Regions from separate parts of the Homo sapiens genome. Here regions 2 and 3 are each linked to region 1. The links are chromatin loops, found by intact Hi-C in ENCODE. Cell type or tissue: endothelial cell of umbilical vein. All regions are shown on one strand. Region 1 holds the start of LOC105371589 (a long non-coding RNA gene). Region 2 has its middle 67 kb from the start of CCDC144NL-AS1. Region 3 holds the start of KCNJ12 (potassium inwardly rectifying channel subfamily J member 12).

Region 1 (8,000 bases):
GCTGTCCTGATCGGTGGATGTAGCTGAATCCTGATTAGTCAATACAGGTGAACCCTGATTGATGCAGTTGAGTCCTGATTGGCCAGGGCAGGGGAGTTCTGACTTGTTCTTTAAGCCTTAAGCAGAAGACTGTCAGAAATTTCTTATAAATGGCTGTCAGGGGTCCAGGGAAGTGGTGCTCAGGATACAGTTATCTTGGCACTGACAACAGGAACTGGTTTGGTTTGGTTGTGGAAGGGAGGTCTTGTGATACTTTTACAACATCTTTCTGAGAACACAGAGTACATGAAGGCTCTGTCACCCAGCTACGGCTCCCTGGTTCCATTTTAACTTTGAGCACCTCAGTTAGTCTCCTGGGAGTCATTTTTTCTTTCTGCAGGGGGCATACTTTAACATGTCTTTCATCAATTTTGTAATTGGATTTTGAAGAAAAATACCGTTGCACTTTGAGGTTTTTTTTTTTACACATTCCTGTAGAATATATGGTTTGTAAATATATTCTTCTGATCTATAATTTGTTTTCCTTCTCTTAAAAGGACCTTTCAGCTGAGTGTGGTGGCTCACGCCTGTAATCCCAGCACTTTGGGAGGCCAAGGCAGGCAGATCACGAGGTCAGGAGTTCAAGACCAGCCTGACCAATATGGTGAAACCCCGTCTATACCAAAAATACAAAAATTAGCTGGGAGTGGTGGTGCGCACCTGTAGTCCCAACTACTTGGGAGGCTGAGGCAGGAGAATCGCTTGAACCCAGCAGGAGGAGGTTGCACTGAGCCGAGATTTCATCACTGCACTCCAGCCTGGGCGACAGAGCCAGACTCCATCTCGAAAAAAAAAAAAAAAAAGAGGACCTTTCACAGAGCCTGGGGTTTTAATTTTGATGACTTCCAATTTACCCATCTCTCTTTATGAATCATGCTTTTGATGTCAAGTATAAAATCTCCTTTTTTAGCCTAGATCCCAATTTTCTCTAAGAATTTTTTTTCCTAAAATTTTATAGTTTTACATTTTACATTGAAATGTGTGATCCATTTGGAGTTAATGTTTGTATGAGGTGTGAGGGTAGAACCCCCACAATTTATCCATTAAGAAAGGTGAGGAGACTTTATTTCTCATAAGGATTACAGCCTTCAAGGTGGCCATCCCAGCCAAGGGACCAGAAACAGGCACTTCGAAGGAGGAGGGGTTAGGGTAGCAGCTTTATGCTGGGCAGATAGGCTAAACATACATATTCAACAGGTTATAGGAGGTGCTATGAATATTCATGAAGGTGGTCCTGACACATGCATATTGAACAGACATGCATGTAGCATATGACCCATGTTCACTTTGGGGTGGAGACTTAACATTTAAATGTATTACAGTTAGGTCCTATATGTCAACAGGTCTTTTCAGGGCATGAAGTCACACAAGTGTGCAGCCTCTGTAAACCAGCCAAAGACAATCCATGGTTGGTGGTCTTATCAGGAAGTTATGGCTGGTAGAGCAGGGGTTTAGTAAGTCAGTGGGTGGTGGAGCTGGAAATTGTTTTACTCTTGTCTATCTTGAGGCCAGTGGTTGTTTAGCTGCTAGAGAAAAAGAAAAGCCTTGTGGTCCTTAGAACACAGTTTATTCTTTAAGCATAGGGTTAATGACTTAACCCTTGCCTGGCATGGCCTTAGGTCCTGTTTATAATTTGGCATTTTATTGCCACAGAGTCTGTTCTGTCAGTCTTCTGATCTCTGTGTTAACATTAATGCTGGTCTAAACCCCAAAAGGCAGGGGGTATAATGAGGCGTGTTTGACCTCCCACCCCATCATGACTAGAACTAAACTTTTAAGATTTTCCTGAGGTCCCCTTGGCCAAGAGGGGGTCCATTCATTTGGTGGGGGCCTGGGATTCTAAAGTTGACAGTGTCTAGGTCAAGGGTTTTGTTTTGCGTGCTTGTTTGCTGTGCCTGTGATGTGCAATTGCCCTACTCCCATTTGATGGAAAGGCTACCTTTCCTCCCACAAGGTGCTTTTGCATGCTTGTCAAACACCAGCTGGGTGCATTTGTTTTGGTCTCTTTTCTGTTCTGTAGATCATCTCCCTCTGTCCATACCACACTGTCTTTACTAGCTATTTAACGTGTTGAAATAGGGGTAACTTAATACTTGTTTTAAATTCTTCATTTAACATTTCATCATCAACATTTATCTCATCTAAAACAAAACAAATTCACACAGTGTACGGTGTGGATGTACTGGAGTTTATTTAACCCGACCCCTCTTAATCAATGGCTATTATCCCCCACCCCAGTTTTTTTTGTTATTATAGTAAATAATGCTGAAATATTTTTAAAAGATTTTTTAAAGTTTATTTTTAATTGACAAATCATAATTGTATATATTCATGGGATACAATGTGATGTTTTGATATATGTATACATTGGTGGAACAATTACTTTAAGCTAATTAAGATATCCATCACCAACACATCTATTTTTTTGTGGTGAGATTATTTAAAATCTACTATTTAAGGAATTTTGACATATAAAATGCATTAACTACAGTCACCGTGCCATGTGGATCACTAAAACATATTCCTCTTGTCTAACTGAATCCTTGTACCCTTTGACTAACATCTTCCCCCTCCTGCCCTTCCCCCGGCCTCAAGTAGCCACCGTTCTACTCTCCGTTTCTATGAGTTCAACTATTTTCAGATTCCACATACAGGAGAGACCAGGTGGTATTTGTTTCTGTGCCTGGCTTACTTTTCTTAGTACAATGACCTCCACGTTCATCCATGTTGTCGCCAATGGCAGGATTTCCTTTTATTCAAAGGCGGGACAGTACCCCGTGGTGTACATACACCACATTTTCTTTATCCGTTCAGCCACTAGTAGATGCTTCCATATCTTGGCTAGGTTGCTTCCGTATCTTGGCTACTGTGAATGAAATCAATATTCTTATCTTATGCATAAGCGATCCCCACACTCATTTGTTATCTTTTGACTTTGCTTGTGTATTTTGTTCAAACTTTATGTTGTCAAGCCGATCAATCATTTCCTTGATGGCTTCTGGGTTTATTTAATGCTTTAGAAAGGCTTCCCCATTCCGAAAAGACAGAATAAAAGCGATTCACCCATGTTCTCCCTTTCACGGTTTCAACTTCACTGTCTCTCCCGCCGCCAGAGCCCAGCAAAACTTTCTAATCCGCGAGGAGCCCGGGACCCCGCTGCGCTGGGAAGCCGAGGCAGGGCGCCGGCCTGCGGGGGTCTTCGGAAACGTTCCCGGTTCCCGCGGAAGATCGCCCGGCCCGGAGCCGCGTGGGCTGTCTGTCCTCGCAGGTAGCAGTCACTCGGAGCAGAACGGTAGTTAGGAAAAATTTTCAAGTCTCCTTCGGCTGCGGGGTCGCGCCATTCCAGGCGGTGCCAACTGGGAGCTCCTTCACCCGCCCCAGGCCGAGAAACGCGATCCCAGTTGGTCAGGGACTAGGAGAGGCCTCGCCCGCCGGAGATGCGGATCCGATCCGCGGCCGCTGGCGCCGGCTGTCGGGCGCCACCTGGCTGCACTGTTAAGGTTTTCTCTCCGGCGCTCTGGCGAAGCCGGCAAGAAAGGGGATTTGGCCACAGGGCGCGGTGCAGAGTTCCAGGGGACTGGCAGCGCTGGCAGGATGAGCCCGGCTTTGCTGGGTGTACTCTTCGTCCTTTCGTCGGAGATTAAACCTGAGGGTCAGCGTTGTAGGCGCGCTCTTGAGCTCGGAGTGCTGTGGCCTGAGCGGGTCAATTAGTACACGCGGGAATCGCTGGGCCTTCCGAGAGTGTGAACGGGGGATGGGGTATCCCGCCCGGACGCTGACTGGCGTGGGGCCCGGTCCTCAGGCCTTCCATTACACCCATTATCTCCAAGCCCCGACCCGGAGGTGAGGACCGGCCCGGCTGTTCCAGGAGGACTGCGAAGGGTAGCATGGGCCCGTCCGTGGCCACGCGTGGGTCATGGTCATCCGACTTGAGCTTCACACCTTTTTCTGAGTCTTGTTTTGGAGGTGGAGACTGGCTTGGGCAGTACGAGAAAAACGGGGAAGGCGCAGTGGATTTAGCCGTGGCCCGCATAATGGGATCTTGTGGTTGGACTTTGGGGCCCCACCCTCCCCACCGGGGAAGAGCGTATAGCCTCTGGCTCCGAGATAGAGGGGCGACCAGATGTCCCATGGATGATCTTTGTTAGAGTTGCTGGGTCGATCAGCCTCATTTCTGCAGTTTTGATGTGGCCTCAGAAAGCTGATCAGATCGACCAGCAGCCCAACCAAGCAGATGGGCAACTAGAATTTGGGAGAGGAGAAGGGGGAAAGGCGAGGAGAGAAGGGCGTCGGGGGAGGCCTGTGGGGAGGTAAGGGTAGGGGGATGGGGGAACCTGAGATTTATATAGCAATAGTAATTGTTATAAGCAAGTATTATAAACAAATAATAATTTATTTACATTTAAAAACTATGTCAATATAAATAATATACATTTATAGAATTATAAGTATAAATTATACTTTATAAATAATAAATCTACATAAATAGTGATTAGACATAAACAGTTATACTTCTGAAGAGGACGCAGGAGGGGCTTTCTGTCTGCAGAAATTTCTAAATGCCCCTGGGGAGGCTGAGGTAGGTCGACCCCGGTGAATTTTGAAGTCCACTCTGGGTGGGGAGCTGGCCCGGGAGGCGCTGGGGAGTCTGTCCCCTGCTCGGCAGCTGTCCCTGGCCTAGGGCGCTCCTCCCCAAATTTTCCAAGGCTTCTTTTGGCTGCCAGGGATCTCACGGTTCCACTCACGCCTGCCAGGGAACCCCGAGGTGGGAATGCGACCCGAGGTGGACCCTGACGAGGCCTGGCGTCCTACCCGCCCGCCCGCGATCCGGATCCGTCCGGCTGGCTTTCACGCTGGTTGTCTAGCGACACCTGGCGGTCACCTTTATATATAGCAAGCTCTACCAGCGGGGGCGACGTGGGATTGGGTGGCCGGATGGTTAAACGGGATATTAGGTTATGGTGGGGGGTGGGGGGGCGTCCTGAGGTTTATAGTAGTAGTAGTAATAATATTCTTTTTATTATGTAATTTATAAATATAAATTGTCATAAATACACAAATAATATATACTTATGTAGATACTATAAATGTCATAGTACAAATATGCGTAATATATAGATTATATATTTTAGTAAATATTTATGTATAAATATTAAATCAGTAATTATAATTATTTGGTCCTTGCTGGGATTCATCATTATTGTAATTATTACCATTATTATAAATAGTAATTGTAGTAGTAGTAGTAATAGTAGCAGCTTTTTTTTTTTTTTTTTAAATAGCAACACTGAATAAACTGTCTCTGTCAAAGAAAGGTGATCAAGTGACTGGAGATAATAAAGAAGGGTTTCAGTCCGTGGGATTTAAAAAATCCACCCAAGAGCCTGGTGACGCTCTGACCCACAGTCTGTGAAGCAGCCAGCTGGAAACTGCATACAGCAACCCTAATGGTCAGGACTGCACTGACGGCTTCCCTCCTTTTTGCCCTTGCTTCCAACTTAGGACCAACAGGGAGAACCAAATAGGCACCCTCTTACCAGTCAGGTAGGATCCCCTGACTGGATACAGGAGATGGAAATAAATTGTTTAGGCAGATAGGGCAAAAGAGTCCTTGGCAGAACTCTAACAAAAAACATCCCAAGAAATCATTTCTTTCTAACAAAGAGCAGCCTGAAAGATGGAGCTGCAAACATAGATGAGGAAGCTGGAAGCTTGCAGGGGGGTGGGGGAGGCCTGCAGCTGCACTGATAAAAGGGACTACCTGGCGCCAGGCATGTCCACCATGGGGGGTTCACCTTCCCTAATTATTTTTTGTTGTTGTTAACACATGCACAGTAAGAAAGAAATAAGCAACATGGAGTAGCTACCCACGTGCGTAATAAAAGATTGGTGTGGGGGCGTCCAGAGATTCGTGCCCTATGCAGATGGCACACCTGGTCCTGTTTTTTCGCACCCGATGTAGATCAGACACTGCTCCCCACTAGCTCATCTATAAAAATCTTTGCATTCCACTGTGCATCAGCGACCTATTTTTCCGGGACCCCTCTCTGTAGCAGAGAGCTATTCTCTTTCTTTCACGTATTAAATTTCCACTCTTAACCTCACCCTTTGTGTGTCCTCGCCCTTGATCTCTGTGGCTGTGAGACAATGAACCTTGGGTGTCACCCCAGACAATGAGGCCACTTCACTAGCAGCCGCCTCTGGTGGCTGGCAACCCCATCAGGACTCCTCTTCCCCTTTTCCACCGCAGATTTCCCATTCCTCTCCCTGCCTTTGAGTCTCTGCCAAACATTATTGAGCTGCATGAAAGAACCTTAAATGCATATTACTAACTGAAAGAAACTGATCTGAAAAGGCTGCATACTGTAAGATTCCAACTCTGTCACATTCTGGAAAAGGCACAACCATGGAGACAGTAAGAAGAGCAGTGGTTGGCAGGGGTTGGGGGAGAGAGGGATGAACAGGCAGAGCACAGGGGATTTGCCGGACTGTGAAACTACTCTGTATGATATGACAGTGGTGGATATGGCATTAGACATCTGTTCAAACCCACAGAATGTACTGAGGACTAAACTGACATTTTTTCTCTCTTGCCCAAATTCCTATCTAAGGGGCCTGGGGAGTCATACCCTAGAAACTGACATCTCAACAGATGGGCTTTATTTAACCCTATATATAACACAGCTTTCTTTCCCACCTGACTCTCGTATAACATCATATGACAGATAAAGAAGGAAATAAAAATATTTTACCCCAAAATAGGATTTTTTTTGTGTATTTTGAAATGGCCCTGCAAAGCTGTCTCTTGTGGGGAAAATTTGCATCCGTAAAGAATCTCTATTACCATAACTAGCTCTTTTCCCTTCCAGGCCCTCCCAATCCTCTAGAGATTAGCTGAAAGTCTAGCACCTTTTAAAAGTCTGAATAGGAAATATTGGCCATCTATTGTCTCTAAGGGCGACCTCCATGAGACTTCATCTACATGGTAAGAACCTTGGTCTCCACAACCCCTTATCTTGACCCAGATACTCCTTTGTATTGATTGCAGGTTTTTAGATAATAACTGTTTCAATGAATTGCCAATCAGAAAATCTTTGAATCCACCTATGACCTGGAAGCCTTCCTCCCACCGACCCCCTTCGAGCTGTCCCACCTTTCTGGACTGAAGCAATGTACATCTCACATGTACTGATTAATGACTCATGTCTCCTTAAAGCGTATAAAACCAAACTGTAAAACAACTGCTTTGGGCACATGTTCTCAGGGCCTCTTGAGACTGACTGTACCTTGGGTCACTCACATTTGGCTCAGAATAAATCTCTTCAAATATTTTACAGAGTTTGGCTCTTTTCACTGACAATACAACACCAAGAGTGACCCTAATGTGAACCACAGACTTTGGGTGATAATGATGTGTTGGTGTGGGTTTAGCAGTAGTAACAAATGCGCCCTGCTGATGTGGGACATGGACAGTAGGGCAGGCTGTGCATGTGTGTGTGTGTATGTGTGTGTGTGTGTGTGCGCACGTGAGCACATGCGGGCCGGTGAGGGGTGTATATGAGAGCTCTCTGCACGCTCAGCTCAATTTTGCTGTGTAAGTATAGAAAAAATCTTTCCTCCACCCATCTAAGGTTTATTGCCTTGGCCCCACAAATTTAGACCAATGAAAGCCAGGTTAACAAGAGAAAACAACGCATTTATTAATTCATGCATCGCAAATACACATGGGAGAGCTCAGTGATAAGTAATAACTCAAAAAGGTGGTTAGAACTTGGGCTTATTAGCATCTTAATGAGAGAGCAATGTATTTGTAGAGAAGTGGAAAGACAAAGGAAGGGGACCTTGAGCTTCTTTGGATAACAAGTTGTGGGAAGGTAGATCTATGGGGGAAGCTGACAGATAAGGTTGATTTGGTGTGCTTGTGATGTTGATTTTTCTGGTGCTACCTCTGGGCTGGTAAG
Region 2 (8,000 bases), 710 kb before region 1:
CTTTTTGGGGCGGTAGTCCTGGGGAAATGGAGCAGAAGTGCTCTCTCCCAAGATCTGCAAAGTTGAACCATATATCTCTAGTGTCACCAAAGGGCTACAGAGATTAAAAATTGAGGTGGGGTTGATGGTGGTTATGGTTAGAGTCATTGTTTCCTGAGTGTTTTTATGTTCTCAGCCTATGAGTGTTTGCCACTTCTACGAACCCCAGTTCCTCAGAATTTCTCATTAGAAACCTCAAGAATTGCCTATAGGGTATGTGAACTCCTGGCTGCTGGTGTCTTCCATCACCCAATAATCGAAAAACATATCATTGTTTCAAGATCTCTTTTGAAAAATAGTTTCACTGGGATATAATTCCAGTTTGACAATGATTTTCCTTTCAGACGTTAGAAGTGTTATTCTGCTATCTTCTGGCTTCTTCTGTTTCTGTTGAGAAATCTGCTGTCATTTTCATTTGTTTCTTTGTAGGTAAGATATATTTCTCTCTAGCTGTTTTAGGATCGTTCTCTTCAGTTTTCTGTAGTTTCACTATGATGTGTCTTGATGTGGATTTCTTTTTTTTTTTCTGGATTGCAGTTCACTGAGTTTCTTTAAGAATTTGGGTCTCATTAATTCTTGAAAATTCTCAGTCATAACCTTTCAAATATGGCCTCTGCCCCATTTTCTCTATTTCCTCCTTCTGGAAATCCAGGTATACATTGGATCTTTGCACTCTATCGTCCATGACCCATGATCTTTCACGCTTTCCATTTCTTTGTCTCTGTGCATTCTGGGTAACTTCTTTGGGGCTATCTTCTAGGTCACAAATTATTCATTCATACTATTCATCTGTTTAATCTTTCCATTGATTTTCTACTTTCAAATATTATAATTTTCTTTTTTTAAATTTTTTGCCTCTCCCAAAATCAGGTGTTATTTTTAAAAATTATTGTTATTATTATTATTTTGAGACAGAGTCTCACTGTGTCGCCCAGGCTGGAGGAGTGCAGTAGTGCGATCTCAGTTCACTGCAACCTCCCCATCCCGGGGTCAAGCAATTCTTGTGCCTCAACCTCCGGAGTAACTGGGACCACAGGCCTGCGCCATGACGCCCGGCTAATTTTTGTATTTTTAGTGGAGGCAGGGTTTCACTATGTTGGCCAGGCTGCTCCTGAACTCCTGGCCTCAAGTCATCCACTCGCCTCAGCCTCCCAAAGTGCTGGGATTACAGGCATGAGCCACTGCACCCAACCTTATTATAATAATTTTCATTTCAAAAGTTGTTTGATTCCCTAATCACTACCTACTTTCATGCTGTGTTTTAACCTAGTCAAACTGCTGGTCTCATATGTTTTGTTTTTTGTCTTTGAGAGAGTCTCACTGTCACCCAGGCTGGAGTGCAATAGCATGATCTCGGCTCACCGCACCCTCCACCTCCTGGATTCAAGTTATTCTCCTGCCTCAGCCTCCCAAGTAGCTGGGATTACAGGCGTGTGCCACCACATCTGGCTAACTTTTTTTTTTCTGAATTGGAGTCTTGCTCTGTCGCCCAGACTGGAGTGCAGTGGCACAGTCTTGGCTCATTGTTCCAGCAATTCTCCTGCCTCAGCCTCCCGGGTAGCTGGGATTATAGGCATGTGCCACTGTGCCCAGCTAGTTTTTGTATTTTTAGTAGAGATGGTGGTTTCACCATGTTGGCCAGGTTGGTCTTGAACTCCTGAGTTCGGGTGATCCACCCACCTCGGCTTCCCAAAGTGCTGGGATTACAGGCGTGAGTCATGGCGCCCGGCCTGGTCTCATATGTTGCTAGTAGTTAAAGCAAGATAATGGGTACCTAGGAATTTGTTAGATTTTTATCTACTTTTGGCATATTAAATGATTTCCATAATAAGTTTTAAAGGGCAGGGAGGGGGTCATCACACTTTAAAAAGTTGGGGATAATTGAACAATAGGCCATATGAAAACATGACAATTTAAACTGGGTTATGGAGAAGACAGAATTGTGGGGCATGAAACTTTTCTGGAATACAGTGGAGGATTCTGAATGGGTTGAGGACAGCAGGAAGGGAGGCTGTGGATATGTGGGAGACAGGAAAGAAGAGGCAGAGAATAGGAAGTGGGTTCCAACCCATGATGGGAGGAAACCAACACGGTCTGTTCCATTTTCCTCAGGGCCCTAGGACCACAGAGCCACTAAGATAATCTATATGCTGCCTTCATTTGAATATCAAGGACTGCTGGTGTCTGGGTTCAGGGAATTTTTTCCATTGCTCCCTTCTGTCTAGTCTGGTATAGCCGGTCTGACCTCTTGGCTCAACTGGTATCATCTCCAACCAATTCGTGCCATGCCTTGCTAAGAGAAAGACCATAAGAGGCAATGAAGAAAAGAACAGTTCAGACTTCTTTTCTTAGGTGACATAATTCTGTCTTTCCACTTTCTGTCCTGTCATGAAAAATTTGAAGAAAAATTTTAATTAAAGTATACACATTCAACTGGGCATGGTGGCTCATGCCTGTAATCCCAGCAATTTGGGAGGCCAAGGCAGGAGGATCACCTGAGGTCAGGAGTTTCAGACCAACCTGGCCAACATGGTGAAACCTCATCTCTACTAAAATTACAAAAATTAGCCAAGTGTAGTGGCACACGCCTGTAATTCCATCTACTCAGGAGGCTAAGGCAGGAGAATCACTTGAAACCAGGAGGTGGCAGTTGCAGTGAGCCAAGATAGTGCCAATGCACTCCAGCCTGGGTGACAGAGCAAGACTCTGTCTCAAAAAAAAAAAAAAATCTGCATGCACAAGCAGAGAATATGTATTAAAAAAATCAGCAGAGCCTCACATTCAAGGATTTTCTACACAAGAAACCATTCCTAAAATATGTGCTTGGAATTACTAGGGTTTCTCTTGCAAACATTTTAATAACACCTCATTCTTTTAAAATTGTGGTTATATATATCATGTTATTAGATCATTACAGCAACTCTCCTGGGTAAAGCGGTTATTTCTAGGTCATTTTATAGAAGGAAAAACAACCAGTACTTTTTTTTGCTTTACTTCAGTAGCTATTGCCTCCTTCAGTTTGAAATTTCAATCCTGGCACGTAGTGGAGGCTCAACAAATATTTGTTGGAGGAATGCCATTTAAAATACAATGACTGGATAGGAGAATATTTAAGGGCATTAACATTTTTTAAAAGCCAAAAAAAATTACAATTGGACTTAGGAGATTTTGATTTTTTTGTGTGTATTTTCTTTTAAAAAATAAGCTTCTCTAGGCTGGGCTTGGTGGCTCATGCCTGTAATCCCAGCAGTTTGGGAGGCTGAGGCGGGTGGATCACCTGAGGTCAGGAGTTTGAGACCAGCCTGGCTAACATGGTGAAAACCCATCTCTACTAAAAATACAAAAATTAGCTAGTGGTGGCGGCATACACCTGTAATTCCAGCTACTAGGGAGGCTGAAGCAGGAGAATCACTTGAACCCGGGAGGCGGATGTTGCAGTGAGCCGAGATCACACCACTGCACTCCAGCCTGGGTGACAGAGCAAGACTCCATCTCAAAAATAAATAAATAAATAAATAAGTAAAGTATATAAATAAATAACCTTCTCTTTTGGCTTCCTCCAATGTACTCTCTTTGAGTAGGAAGAAATTACATTGTTATGATTTAGACTAGTAAATTCTTTTTTTTTTTTTTTTTTTTTTGATATGGAGTTTCACTCTTATTGCCCAGCCTGGAGTGCAGTGGCGTGATCTTGGCTCACTGCAACCTCTGCCACCAGGGTTCAAGTGATTCTCCTGCCTCAGCCTCCCGAGCAGCTGGGATTACAGGTGCCGGCCATCACACCTGGCTAATTTTTATAGTTTTAGTACAGATGGGTTTTCACCATCTTGGCCAGGCTGGTCTTGAACTCCTAACCTCGTGATCCACCCGCCTCGGCCTCTCAAAGTGCTGGGATTACAGGTGTGAGCCATTGTGCCTGGCCGACAAGTAAATGCTTACATCAAAAAACTGAGTTAGAATTGGTCCCTGGAGCTGTTTTCTCTCCCTAAAATGATGACGTCAAGCTATCATGTATAATAAATAACAACTCAATTGACCACATATTTTCCTTTAAGCCTAATGAGGAAATAATATTATAGTGAAATACTTAGAAGTTTTAAGGGAAAAAATCCTTTGTCATTAAATTAAAATTTAAACCGAAACAATCACTTGACTGTTTTAGAATAAAATTGGCATATGAAAGGTTTGATAGCCAACGACAGTAAGATTAACATACTACAGCATTTGCCTTTAGCATTTACTGAGTAATACTTAAAGCTATCATAAATGTGCAAATGAAGACATTGTTTATTGTTTTACTGCTGAGATTAATATTTTTTCAGATTTCTAAAACATTACAACAAATGCACACATGAGGGCGCTCTAATCAGACAGATACGGAGAGGGTAGGCATTTGTTGACTGTTAAGTTCAAAACTAGTTGTAGCCGGGCGGGCGGGGTGGCTCAGGCCTGTCAGCCCAGCACTTTGGGAGGCCGAGGCGGGCGGATCACGAGGTCAGGAGATTGTAAACCATCCTGGATAACACTGTGAAACCCCGTCTTTACTAAAAATACAAAAAAACAAAAAAAGCCAGGTGTGGTGGCTGGCGCCTGCAGTCCCAGCTGCTCGGGAGGCTGACGCAGGAGAATGGCGCGAACCTGAGAGGCGGAGCTTGCAGTGAGCCGAGATCGCGCAGCCGCACTCCAGCCTGGGCGACAGCGCGAGACTCCGCCTCAAAAACAAAAAACAAACAAAAAAAAAACCAAGCTAGTTCTATACTTTTACAGATGGAAAAATCAAGGTCCACCAAAGAGGTTATGATTCTACATCAGTTATTCTCTAGAGGAAATAAATTGGGTATTAGAATTTTAAAAAGATTGAACAGAAATCCCTGTCAGTGAATTTATGCTGGATAATTTTGACTCTTACCCCAGCAACTCCTTATTGAAAATCTTTACCCATGGCATGATATAATTTATCTACAATCTTAAATGGGTTCGGCAATAGTGTTTATAGGATGTAGGAGAAAGACTTAATTAGAATATTTATTTTTATGAACTTTTGCTCTATAAAATTATAAAATGTTAATTGTACTTCATTTATACTTTTTTTTTTTTTTTTTTGAGATGGAGTCTCGCTCTGTCGCCCAGGCTGGAGTGCAGTGGCGTGATCTCAGCTCACTGCAACCTCTGCCTCCGGGGTTCAAGCGATTCTCCTGCCTCAGCCTCCCAAGTAGCTGGGACTACAGGCACACACCACCACGCCTGGCTAATTTTTGTATTTTTAGTAGAGACGGGGTTTCGCCATGTTGGCCAGAGTGGTCTCGAACTCCTGACCTCAAGGGATCTGCCCGCCTTGGCCTCCCAAAGTGCTAGGATTACCGGTGTGAGCCACCAACACCTGGCCCATTTATACTTAAAGCTGATTTTCAACTGATTTGGGTAAGATCCTTAGTCTTTCCCCATCTCTGACATAATTCCTAGTTTGTCCTTTGGCTTTCCTATGTATATAAAGCTACCAGGCTGCTTGCAGATTTTCCAGGGAAGGAGTCCCATAAACACTCACAAAGATTTTATTAGGGAGAAGCTATGATGGGAATATAGAATGTAGTTTTTTTAATTTAAAAATCAGTATGGGCCGGGCGCAGTGGCTGAAGCCTGTAATCCCAGCACTTTGGGAGGCTGAGGCAGGCGGATCACGAGGCCAGGAGATCGAGACCATCCTGGGTAACACAGTGAAACCCTGTCTTCTACTAAAAATACAAAAAATTAGTTGGGCGTGGTGGCGTGCATCTGTTGTCCCAGCTACTCGGGAGGCTGAGGCAGGAGAACGGCGTGAACCCGGGAGGCGCAGCTTGCAGTGAGCCGAGATCGCGCCACTGCACTCCAGCCTGGGCGACAGAGCGAGACTCAGTCTCAAAAAAAAAAAAAAAAAAAAAAATCAGGATGAGCCGGCCGCAGTGGCTGATGCCTGCAATCCCAGCACTTTGGGAGGCCGAGGCGGGCGGATCACGAGGTCAGCAGATCGAGACCATTCTGGCTAACACGGTGAAACTCCGTCTCTACTAAAAAATACAAAAAATTAGCCGGAGGCGGTGGCCGGCGCCTGTAGTCCCAGCTACTCCGGAGGCTGCAGTCCCAGCTACTCCAGAGTCTGAGTCAGGAGAATGGTGTGAACCCTGGAGGCAGAGCTTGCAGTGAGCGGAGATCGCGCCACTGCACTCCAGCCTGGGCGACAGAGTGAGACTCAGTCTCAAAAAAAAAAAAAAAAAAAAAAAAGCAGTATGTAGAGCTGGGCACGGTGGTGTGTGCCTATTAGCCCAGCCACTGGGGAGGCTGAGGCAGGAGAAGCCCTTGAGCCCAAGAGTTTAAGACTAGCCTGGGCAACACAGCGAGACCCTCATCTCAAAAAAAAATAATAAAATAAAGTATTGCAATATTTATTATATAGGCAAATTTTTTTTCAACTTAAGCACTACCCTCATCAAGGGAAGATTTGTTTGATTAGATCCCCACACAGGCTGGCCACTTCCTCATTTCTACTTTTTCTTTTCTTTTTGAGATGGAGTTTTGCTCTCGTTGCCCAGGGTGGAGTGCAATGGCACGATCTTGGCTCACTGCAACCTCCGCCTCCCGGGTTCAAGCGATTCTCCTGCCTCAGTCTCCCAAGTAGCTGGGATTACAGGCACCTGCCACCACACCCGGCTAATGTTTGTATTTTTAGTAGAGACGGGGTTTCACCACGTTGGCCAAGTTTGCCTCGAACTCTTGAGTTCAAGCGATCTACCCGCTTCGGTCTCACAAAGTGCTGGAATTACAGGTGTGAGCCACCGCGCCCGGCCTCATTTCTACTTTTTCAAAGAAGTCAATTTTCTTTAAAAAATAAACTCTTTTGGCCACACGGTGGCTCATTCCTATAACCCTAGCACTTTGGGAGGCAGAGGCAGACGGATCGCTTGAACTCAGGAGTTCAAGACCAGCCTGGCCAACATGGTGAAACCCTGTCTCTACAAAAAATTAGCTGGATGCAGTGGCACGTGCCTGTACTCCCAGCTACTCGGGAGGCTGAGGCAAGAGCATCACTTGAGTCCAGGAGGCAGAAGTTGCAGTGAACTGAGATCACACCATTGCACTCCAGACTGGCTGATGGGAGTGAAACCCTGTCTCAAATAAATAAATAAATAAATAAATAAACTCTTATTTAAAAAAAAAAAAAGCAAATCATGAAACAAAACAAAACCCAGGGCTCTGAATGAAACAGATCTCTCCTTTAGGGGGCTAGATGATGGAAAAGAAAATATATCATGAATTTCATGTTCTCATTTGTCTTCATTAATGACTTATATGTATATATATTTCCATTGAAGACATAGATATGCATTTGATCACCTACATTTGTTTGTATTTTGAGTCATAAATTAAGTCATTTCCTGTCCAGAAAGCACCTGACAATCTTATGATAAAAAACATGGAATTTTAAAATCACAAATGCAAATAACAAGCCAGGCACAGTGGCTCATGCCTGTAATCTTAGCTTTTTGGGAGGCCAAGGTGGGCAGATTGTTTGAACTCAGGAGTTTGAGACCAGCCTGGGTAACATGGAGAAACCCTGTCTTTACAAAAAATAAAAAATTAGTGGGGCACGGTGGCATGTGTCTGTAGTCCCAGATACTCAGGAGGCTAAGGTGGGAGGAGTGCTTGAGCCCAGGAGGTCGAGGCTGCTGTCAGCTGTGGTCGCACCACTGCACTCCAGCCTGGGTGACAGAGTGAGACCCTGCCTCAAAAAAAAAAAAAAAAAGAAAAAAAAAGGAGTGCAAATAACAGATGACCTTACAAACATCAAAAGTTATATCTTTATTTATAATAAGTTTTGTCTATATTTAATGAAATATATTAGACAAGTAAAAAATGTAGCAGTATGCATATGGCTTTATTTTATCTTGGCCCTGCCCACTACTCTGCCCTCATCTCTTTTCCTTCCC
Region 3 (8,000 bases), 140 kb before region 1:
TGCGCAGAGCAGGGTGAGAGAATCCCTCATGGATGAGACGTTCCTGAGTCGGGTCTGTGAGCACTCGTTTTGCACTCACTGCATGCCCTCAGCATGTGAGGTCCTGGGCTGCAGACACGCCTGAAGGACATGCTTCTGCCCTCATGGAGGTGCCATGCTGGTGGGGGGACCACAGTGAGCCAGACACCTCAGAGAGTGGCCAGCTAGGGAAGAAAGCAAGCTGAGCACAGCAGGTGCGTCCTGGTGGTCGGCAGGCCCCTCACGGATGTGCCGTCACAGCTACCCTTGCACGTGAGGCAGTTCAGAGAGACAGCGTTCCTGACTGAGGGGGAGGCAGGCCCCAAGGTCCAGTGACAGAATCAGGCTACTGGTGCCCAAGGGCCTGAATGGCCAGTGTGTTCAGAAAAGAGTGGCTGAGAGGGGGAGGGTGTCTGGGGCCTCAGGGACTTTGGCTATCACTCCTAGAAAGGTTAAACTGGGCATGCTGAGAGCTCATTTTACATTTTGATGGTGGGAAGACGTGAGGGCCAAAGCCGGGCCAAGGTCTAGGGTGGGCAGGGGAAGTCTCAGTGGGCTCTTGGGAGGAGGCATCTTGGAGGGGAGGAGATGCTGGGACTCTGGGGAGCACTGGTTGCAGCTGCCTGCAGGGCGAGCAAAGCCGCTGGGGAAGGGCCGTCTGGTTTCACATCTCACTCGGTGATGGACTTATGCCTCCCACAAGCGCATCGGCATTGTGGCATCAAGATGTGATTACCACAAGAGCTGGCAGCTGCTGTCGAGAGGCTGCAGCTCTGGGGCTCCTACACACAGGGCAGCGAAACCAGCCTTCGGGACACCTGCCCTGGACAGCTCAGTGGTCATCGTAGCAACCTTCCCTCTCTGGGCCTTGCTTTCCTCAAAACAAAGCCATGATTCCAAATGAGCCGAGGAGCTCTTCTGTCTCCTGGGCCTGTGGCTCCAGGGACACTCAGATATGCAAAGGCGTCTTGAACAGCCAACACGCCCACCCAAAGCTGGGAGAGACTGGGCTGCAAACAAGCCTCAGTCTCACCCCTGTCTTGGAGAAGCTCCCATCCTGGAGGGGAAGAAAGAATCTGGGATCAAGGGAAAGCCAGGTGCAGGGCACAAAATTCAGGGTGTTGGGAAGGTGTGTGCGTGGTGGGACAGCTGACTGCTGTTCATCTCCCTGGCTTCTCCCATGGCTGTGCCAGGAAAGTTACTACTCTCATGGCCTCGGCTGTCACGATCACCCCCATTTTACAGAGAGGGAAGTGGGGCCTTAGCAGGGGACGTGTCCCAGGTCTCCTGCTGGGCAGCGTTGGTACTGGGCTCAGTCCATTTGGCCTCACCCAGCCACTCTCGACACTGCCCCCTCCACACTGTAGGGGCAGGATGTCCTCTGCTCAGGCTTCACGCAGCACCCCGGGAGGGCCGTGAGCCCCTCTGCCCACGTGGGGATCCCTGGGGCAGATGTGTGAGCTGCTTAGGGAGAGATCTGCCCACATCCCTGCCTCTTTGTGTCCCAGCCCCTCCTGGAGGGAGGCTGGTGCCCAGTGGCGTGGCAGAGGGGATTTGCTTTGAGGGGCCCTTAATGGCTGCTCATGGGTTGCAATTACAATTAAGAATTGAACTCTGACCCTGCACGTGGGTTGGGAGGGTGGGACGTGGAGCCCAAGGGAGTGGCCCAGGGAGTCAGGCTTGCGTCTCTGCTGGGTGACCTTGGGCAAGACGCTTGCCCTCTTTGTGAAATGGGTCTGATAATGGCTCTGGGAGTGGGGATAGGGAGGGGCGGAGACCTGGCCTGACTCACAGTAGTCATCTTGGGTGTCGAGCCCCTGGGCAGGGGCCCTGTGTGTGTGTGTGTGGGAAGGGGGGGGTGGTGTTCCAGGCGTGAGGATGCCCTGGGCACAGCCACTTGTCCCAGGAGCTGTCAGAATCTTAGACCCAGAGGAGCCCTGAGGTGTTCCCGTCCATTCCCTTGCCCCTTTCTAGGCCACCAGAGTAAGGCCTCGAGGGAGGGATGTCTCAGGCCCCATTCCTCTTGGGACAGCTGAGTGGTCTCTGAGGGTGGGAGCTGGTTTGAGGCTTCTTCCGCAGCTGGCTTGGGCTTCCCCATCTGGGAAATGGAGCAGGGGCAGGTGGGGAGCTGAGTCATTTCCCTCCTTGGTCACTCGGAGGGAGAAGAAGGAAGTTTCCTGAGAGCTTTTGGTCCCCTGGGAGGCTGTTTCTCCCAGGAGGAGGAGGAAACCAGGACACAGTGTGCCAGGCAGGGCAGGGTGGGGGCTGCAGACTTCTGCGATGCCCCTTCTTTCTCCACTGCAGCCCTAAGTTGAGGACACACCTGATTCTGCGTACTGGCTCCACCATCTGGTAGTTCTGTAATTAAGCAAGTGACCACCCCTCTGTGCCTCAGTTCCTTCATCTGTAAAATGGAGCCAATGAGCTTATCCACCACAGATGGCCGCAGTGGTAATGAAATAATTCTAGCTGGGTCCATAGCACAGAGCTCAGAACATATTGAGTGCTCCGCCTGGCTGTTTTACCAGCCAAGTCAAGTGCTAAGCACTTTAGGTAGACTCATCTCATTTAATCCTTGCTACAGCCCCATGAGTGTAGTGATTTCTACTGACAACAGGGAAACAGAGGCACTGAGTGGTGAAGTGACCTGTCCCACAGCTAGTCAGTTGAGGTGGGATTCAAACCCAGGGCAGACTGATGTCGGTGAGTGCTGGGCTGGATTTCACCCACCAGCTGCCTGGGGCCAGGATCCTAGGGCTGGTGGGGCCTGCAGATCACTCTGCTCTGAGCCGCCAGCAATCTGGGTGCGGGCCAGAGAGCCGTCCTCCTCGGTTAGAATCCTGCAGCCAGTCTCCCTGCTGTGCAGACACATAATTATATTTCACATTAAAGGGGAAGCTGGAGGCCAAGGGGGCCAAGGAGCCCTTTGAGGCTCATGCTCTGGGCACAGACTGGCCTCCTCGGCCCAATTCTGAGGCCCTAGGGCCGAGCTGGGGGTCAGACTGGTGACAAAATGGAGTTCCCCTGGGTCAGTGTCCAGGCGAGCAGGTCTGTCTGCCAGGATGAAAGACTTGGCCCCTGCGGGAGGCTCAGAGATATGAGGCCCAGACAATAGGCCTCAGAAAGCTGGGAGGGCAGGGCATTTGGGGACAGGTTGGGAAGAAAGCCTGAGCCTCCAGAGACAGGGGCTCGAAAGAGAAGGGGGTCACATGGGGATCCGGTCGGCAGAGAGAGGTCCAGGGAGGAGCACAGAGAAGGCAGGAGATGGGAGAAGCCAAGCAGCTCAAGATGGAGAGGAGAAAAATGCTATTAGGGTGGGATGGTGTGTGTAGAGGGTGCGTGCCTGGTGTGCAGGGGAAAAGGGCTCTGTGGGAATGCACAAGCTTAGACCTGTGTGTGCGTATGCACACGTGCAGATGCCATCCTGCATGTGCACATATGAGCGAGTGTGCACATGTGCCCCTGCGAACATCATGCATGTGGGGGCATGTATCCTGCATGTTTATGCCTGTGTGTGTGCTCGCCATGCACCTGTGCGTGCGCGCGTGTCCCCGGCGGACGTGCCTGCATGTGTGTGTATGTGTGTGTGCGCGCATGTCCCCGGGAAGTCGTGCCTGTGTGTGTGTGTGTGTGTGTGTGTGTGTGTGTGTATATATATATGTGTGTGTGCGCGCGCGCGTCCCAGTGCGCAAGTGGCTGGCGGTGTGTGTGTAGGGGGCGGCCCGGGACTAGGAGGGGCTCGGGGCCAGGCCGGAGCCGTGGTAGGCTGGTGCAGCGGCTGCGCGGCGCGGCGCGGCGCGGGGCGGGCGTGCTCTCCGCGGAGAGTTAGAGGAGTTGCCGAGCTGAGCTCCGGTGGAGCGAGGCGCGGAGCTGGGTGCGCGCCGAGCCTCTGCCTCCCGCCGCCTCCTCGCCCTCCATTCCTCGCTCCCCGTCTTCTCCCGGCCACACCGCCACTGCTGCCGCCTCCCTGGGAACAGTAGCCGGGGGAGGGGGACTGGCGCGGTCAGAGCCTGCGAGGAGGTGCGGGGCGCCGGGGCGTAGGGGAGCGCGCCGGGCCCTGCCCGAGATCAGATAACAGCCGGCGGGGGAGGGGGTGGGCCGGCCGTGCTCACAGCCGGACCGAGGGACCGACGCCAGCCGCCCCGGCCCAAGCGAGCGCCCAGCGGCCGGGGGCGCCGTCCAGGCGCGCGCCCCCGACCCGTGGCTGGACCAGGGCGATCCGCTTTGCAGAGAAGACGCGCCCCTCGGCATGGAGCGCCCCCGGGAGCTGCCCTGAGGCGGTGGCGGCAGCGGCGGCGATGCAGCCAGCGCGGCAGCTGCCGGGGCCAGGAACGGCCGCCCGGAGCTTGGAGGACGCCGAGCGCGCCGCGCCCGGGCCACTGACCGAGGTAAGTGCGCGGCCGCGGGCGCATGGTCCCTCCCGGGCCCGGCCCCAGTTCCCCGCAGGCCGCGCCTCGCCACTAGCCCGGCCCGGAGCTAGCACGAGGTTGTGCAGCAACAGGGAAGGTGGAGCGGGAGGGTGTTTTCTTCCTCTCGTTTTATTTTTTTCCCTCCCTTGGTGAGACATCGGAGGAAATGCTGACTGCGAGCTTTTCTTTTCCTGCCATGTCTCCGGCTACCACCACAAGGAACTTTGCTCCTGGCTAACCTTCGTCCTGGGGGGCGCTCCGGGAAACTTTGAGGAGCCCTCGGCCCCCCTCTGACTGGTTTGCACTAGGGGGCTCGGGAGGGAGCGTGCGGAAGCACTCTGGCGCGCGGCACGGGTCCTACGCGTGACCTTCCCGGAGACCCCGCGATCGAGGTGGGGTTCGGAGGTGGGCGCCCGGGCTATATGAGCCGCCCCGAGAATGCCTCCCGTCAGAGACCTGCGGGTTCTTGGAGTCGTGTCTCTTTCTCACCTCCCGTGCTGTAATGGAGTAAAAATATTCTGGAAATGATTCCATGCCAGCAAGTCAGCCAAGTCCAGAGGCTCCCTTTTGCTTTTAGAAGTCGGCCTTGATCTCCGAGGGGATGGCCGCTGGCTGAGAAGCTCCCAGGGTTTCAGGGCCAGGGTCCACCCTGCGCGCGCACGGCCTCTCCGGGTGCCCTGGGGGAGCGGGGCGGGAATCAGGGGCTCATGGGCAGAGACAGCTGGGGTGGGGCGCTCCTTGGGGGGTTCAGATGGGAGTTGAGGCCCAAGCGAGTGTCTGTGCCTCGGTTTTGATCCAGCGTGCCCATGTCATGTGAATATTTTAAAACCTGTGATCAGAATGGGGGTCAAAGTGTTTCTTTGGGGACGGTCTTGTTCTGGGAGGTTTTCCTGCCTCCTCACAGCCTGGACTCGCCCGCACCTGGGACCTCCCCCTCCCCATTTCCCAGGGGGCGTTCCCATCTTAGAGTACCGCGCTGCCTGTGGCCATTTCTAGTTTCTTTTTTGCTCCCCTATACCCAGGTTCGAGCCCTGCAATAAAGCGCTGGGGACCTCCTGGCTCCCACATCTGCGCCCCAAACCCAGGTTCACAGGCTCCGTCTCCGAGAGCGCCGAGGCGCCCACACGCCACTGAAATCGGCAGCCGCCTTTGGAAGGTGCGAACCCGGAAGGCGTTAGCCTTGGGCCTAGCCTTCGCCCCCTCTGAGATGCCAAAGGAGAGCCGGTCCCTGGCCGCGCGGCTGGACCCCAGCCTCCCTCGCGCTGCGCTGCACCTCCGCGGCCCCTCCTCGCGCAGCTCCGCCCTGGACCGCCGCCCTGTGGCGGGCGAGGGTCAGAGAGGGGAGGTCCATCTCAGCCCTGGGCGCCACCAGAGGCTTTCGCTCTTTTTGAGGGGTACTCCCTTCTGTATTCTGAGAAGAGCCCCTCAGTGTCTGCTGGGACCGCCCCCCCCAACAAAAGACTTCACAGCGAAGTCTGCCCCTCAGTTCTCTGGTGGCACCTCCAACCAGACAGGGGACCCGAGGTTGGCAGCTCTAGGAGGGGGACCCTGGGGGCCTGCCATTTGGTGGGGCCAAGCCGCCTGAGAGAGAGCAGGGAGTGAGGGCGGAGGGCACTCACTCGAGCACCCTGGAGACGAGGAGGGTGGCTCCAGTGTGCTGGGCCACAGGGACACCCCTCTTCTCCACTGGAGGGCCGCTGTAGGCATACAGTAGGCAGTCTGTAAATGCTGGCTGTTGACCCAGAGCTGGCAGGTAGGGGCTCCAAGTCCTCTATCACCTCCTTTTTCCCCTCCCAGGGGAGGGCATGGCTGACACCCCTCATCCCCAGCACTGAAGGGGGTGGAGCCTTCTCTGGGAGGGGCAGGACCTGAGCTGTCAGTCCATCTCTGGACACTCCCCCTGCAGCTACCCCGTCAAAACCCCATAAGGTTTCCAGGCTGCCCCGGAGGGGACCCCTCCAGGAATGTGCCTCAACTGTGCTGGAAGGAAGAGGTGCCTGGGAAGTGGTGGAGGGGTATTGCCTAAAACCATGCAGTGGGTTGGGTTTGGACAGATGCCTTCACCTAGCTCTTTCCAGGCCAGGCGCTTACCCCACCAGCCTTCCTGCCCCAGGGCCATGGTGTCCCCATCCCTGGGTCTCCTTGAAGCAGGACAAAGTAACACTGAGTGGCCCTGCAACAGCAAAATAATAATGACAGCAGTGATAACAGGAGTAACAGCAGCAGCAGCACCTGCAGCTCTGCAGCACTGGGGCCGGTTCTGCCTATGGGCAGTTTTCTCTGCCTAGCCAGGCCTCCGGTACCCTGGGCCACAGTTGGCAGTACCAAGCGTGGCACCCGGAGGCCTTGGCATATGGCTGGGGCGGAAGTGAGTGCATCATTACTGTCATCAACCTCTGTGGCCCTCGCCAGGTCCCCAGGCAGAAGGCTACTGGTACACACGGTGCCCACCCAGTGGCCACCCTCACCCCCCCTGCTCCCAGGCCCAGCTCTGGGCTGGGCCCTTCCTCCAACAGGTGCAGCTGGTGCCTGTGGCTGGGCCCTGGCCAGGGCTTTACTGTGAGCGACACATGGGTACACCTGCCCCTCCCCGGGCCTGCCCTTGGAGCCCTGCCACCGGCTAGCGTGGAGGAGAGTCAGGGAGGGGGCAGCTTGCGGGCAGCAGGAGGGGTGGAGGCTTGGCTGGCCACATGGAAGGTGCGGTGGGTGGGGGCTCAGCCCCACGGGATGGCTGTGCCGGGAACTGGCAGCGTGATGGGGACACGGCAGCAGGGAAAGGCTGAAGATGAAAGAGAGCTGGCCTGAAACTGGGCCGTGTGCAGGTTGGCCAGAGCTTCAGAGGCACCATGGGGTTGGGGGTGGGGGGGGGCCTGGCAGAGGCAGGTGGGTTTTCTGAGGTGCTGGGCTCGGGGCAGGACCAGAGCCCCCGCTGGGCACTGGCCAAGGACCCAGCCCTGGGTCAGCTGACTTAATTTCCTAATGGCCTGCCAGTGCAGAGGGTGGCATTAGCTCTATTGTGCAGACAGGGATTGGAGGCCCAGGGAGGCACTGGAGGCACCAGCCTGTGGGGCTCAGACCCAGAGCCCTGGTGCTTTCCCAGGGACAGAACTGCACCTTCCCCCATTCCACAGACACACCCCTCAGGGGCATTTGACTGCCAGGCTAGCTTTCTCCCTGCCTTACCACCAGGCAGGTCCCACACAGGGCCTGAGGCCTGCATGCCATCCCAGCTCCCGGGAGCTGTATTCCTAGGACCTAGTTAAGCCCTGGCACAGAGTAGGTGCCCAGTAAATGCTCGATGATTCCATGTCTGGACTGCTTCTTCCAGCCACAGAGGCCTTGCTGTGCTGGTGAGAGCTGTGGGGGCTGAGTTCTGGGGCTGGAGACCCCAGGCCCTGTTGCCTAGCTGTGGCCCCTGTGCTGGGTAGCCATACAGAAGTGCTTAATCAATGGGCATTGCATACGGGGAGACCCAGCCCCTGCCCTCAGGGATCTCACTATCTCAGAGGAGACTCTTGGACAGACTCAGGGGGGCAAGAGAGGCAGATGTTGCCACCAAGATGGGGTCACTCT

The links. A loop is a pair of places that touch in the nucleus more often than their neighbours do. Peaks named below come from ENCODE experiments on the same cell type or tissue, not always from the same donor. Only the 100,000 strongest peaks of a DNase experiment are listed, where the experiment ranks them.
Region 2: it touches region 1 in a loop (15-fold over the local background); 3 of 110 quality-filtered maps call a loop at or near these places.
Region 3: a loop joins it to region 1, with 3 times the contacts of the local background. A loop is called at or near these places in 2 of 110 quality-filtered maps.

Annotation. Positions count from the first base shown.
Region 1 is chr17:21,508,259-21,516,258 of GRCh38, forward strand. LOC105371589 (a long non-coding RNA gene) reads left to right here and starts at 5,305. Exons shown (of 4, transcript XR_934332.3): 1 at 5,305-8,000. RefSeq lists an enhancer at 3,352-3,973. In endothelial cell of umbilical vein, CTCF peaks have their summits at 3,496 and 4,898 (motif pointing left); DNase peaks (open chromatin) are centred at 3,463 and 4,903; H3K4me3 peaks cover 553 bases; H3K27ac peaks cover 335 bases; H3K27me3 peaks cover 140 bases.
Region 2 is chr17:20,797,351-20,805,350 of GRCh38, forward strand. No RefSeq gene overlaps it. Among named protein-coding and RNA genes, the nearest start is that of CCDC144NL-AS1, 67 kb to the right of the region's middle. In endothelial cell of umbilical vein, CTCF peaks have their summits at 4,399 (motif pointing right) and 4,601; a DNase peak (open chromatin) is centred at 4,411.
Region 3 is chr17:21,372,508-21,380,507 of GRCh38, forward strand. It overlaps KCNJ12 (potassium inwardly rectifying channel subfamily J member 12), which reads left to right and starts at 3,850. Exons shown (of 3, transcript NM_021012.5): 1 at 3,850-4,406. RefSeq lists enhancers at 1-101, 102-837, 838-1,573. In endothelial cell of umbilical vein, no CTCF peak of the experiment used is centred here; no DNase peak of the experiment used is centred here; H3K4me3 peaks cover 1,009 bases; H3K27me3 peaks cover 566 bases.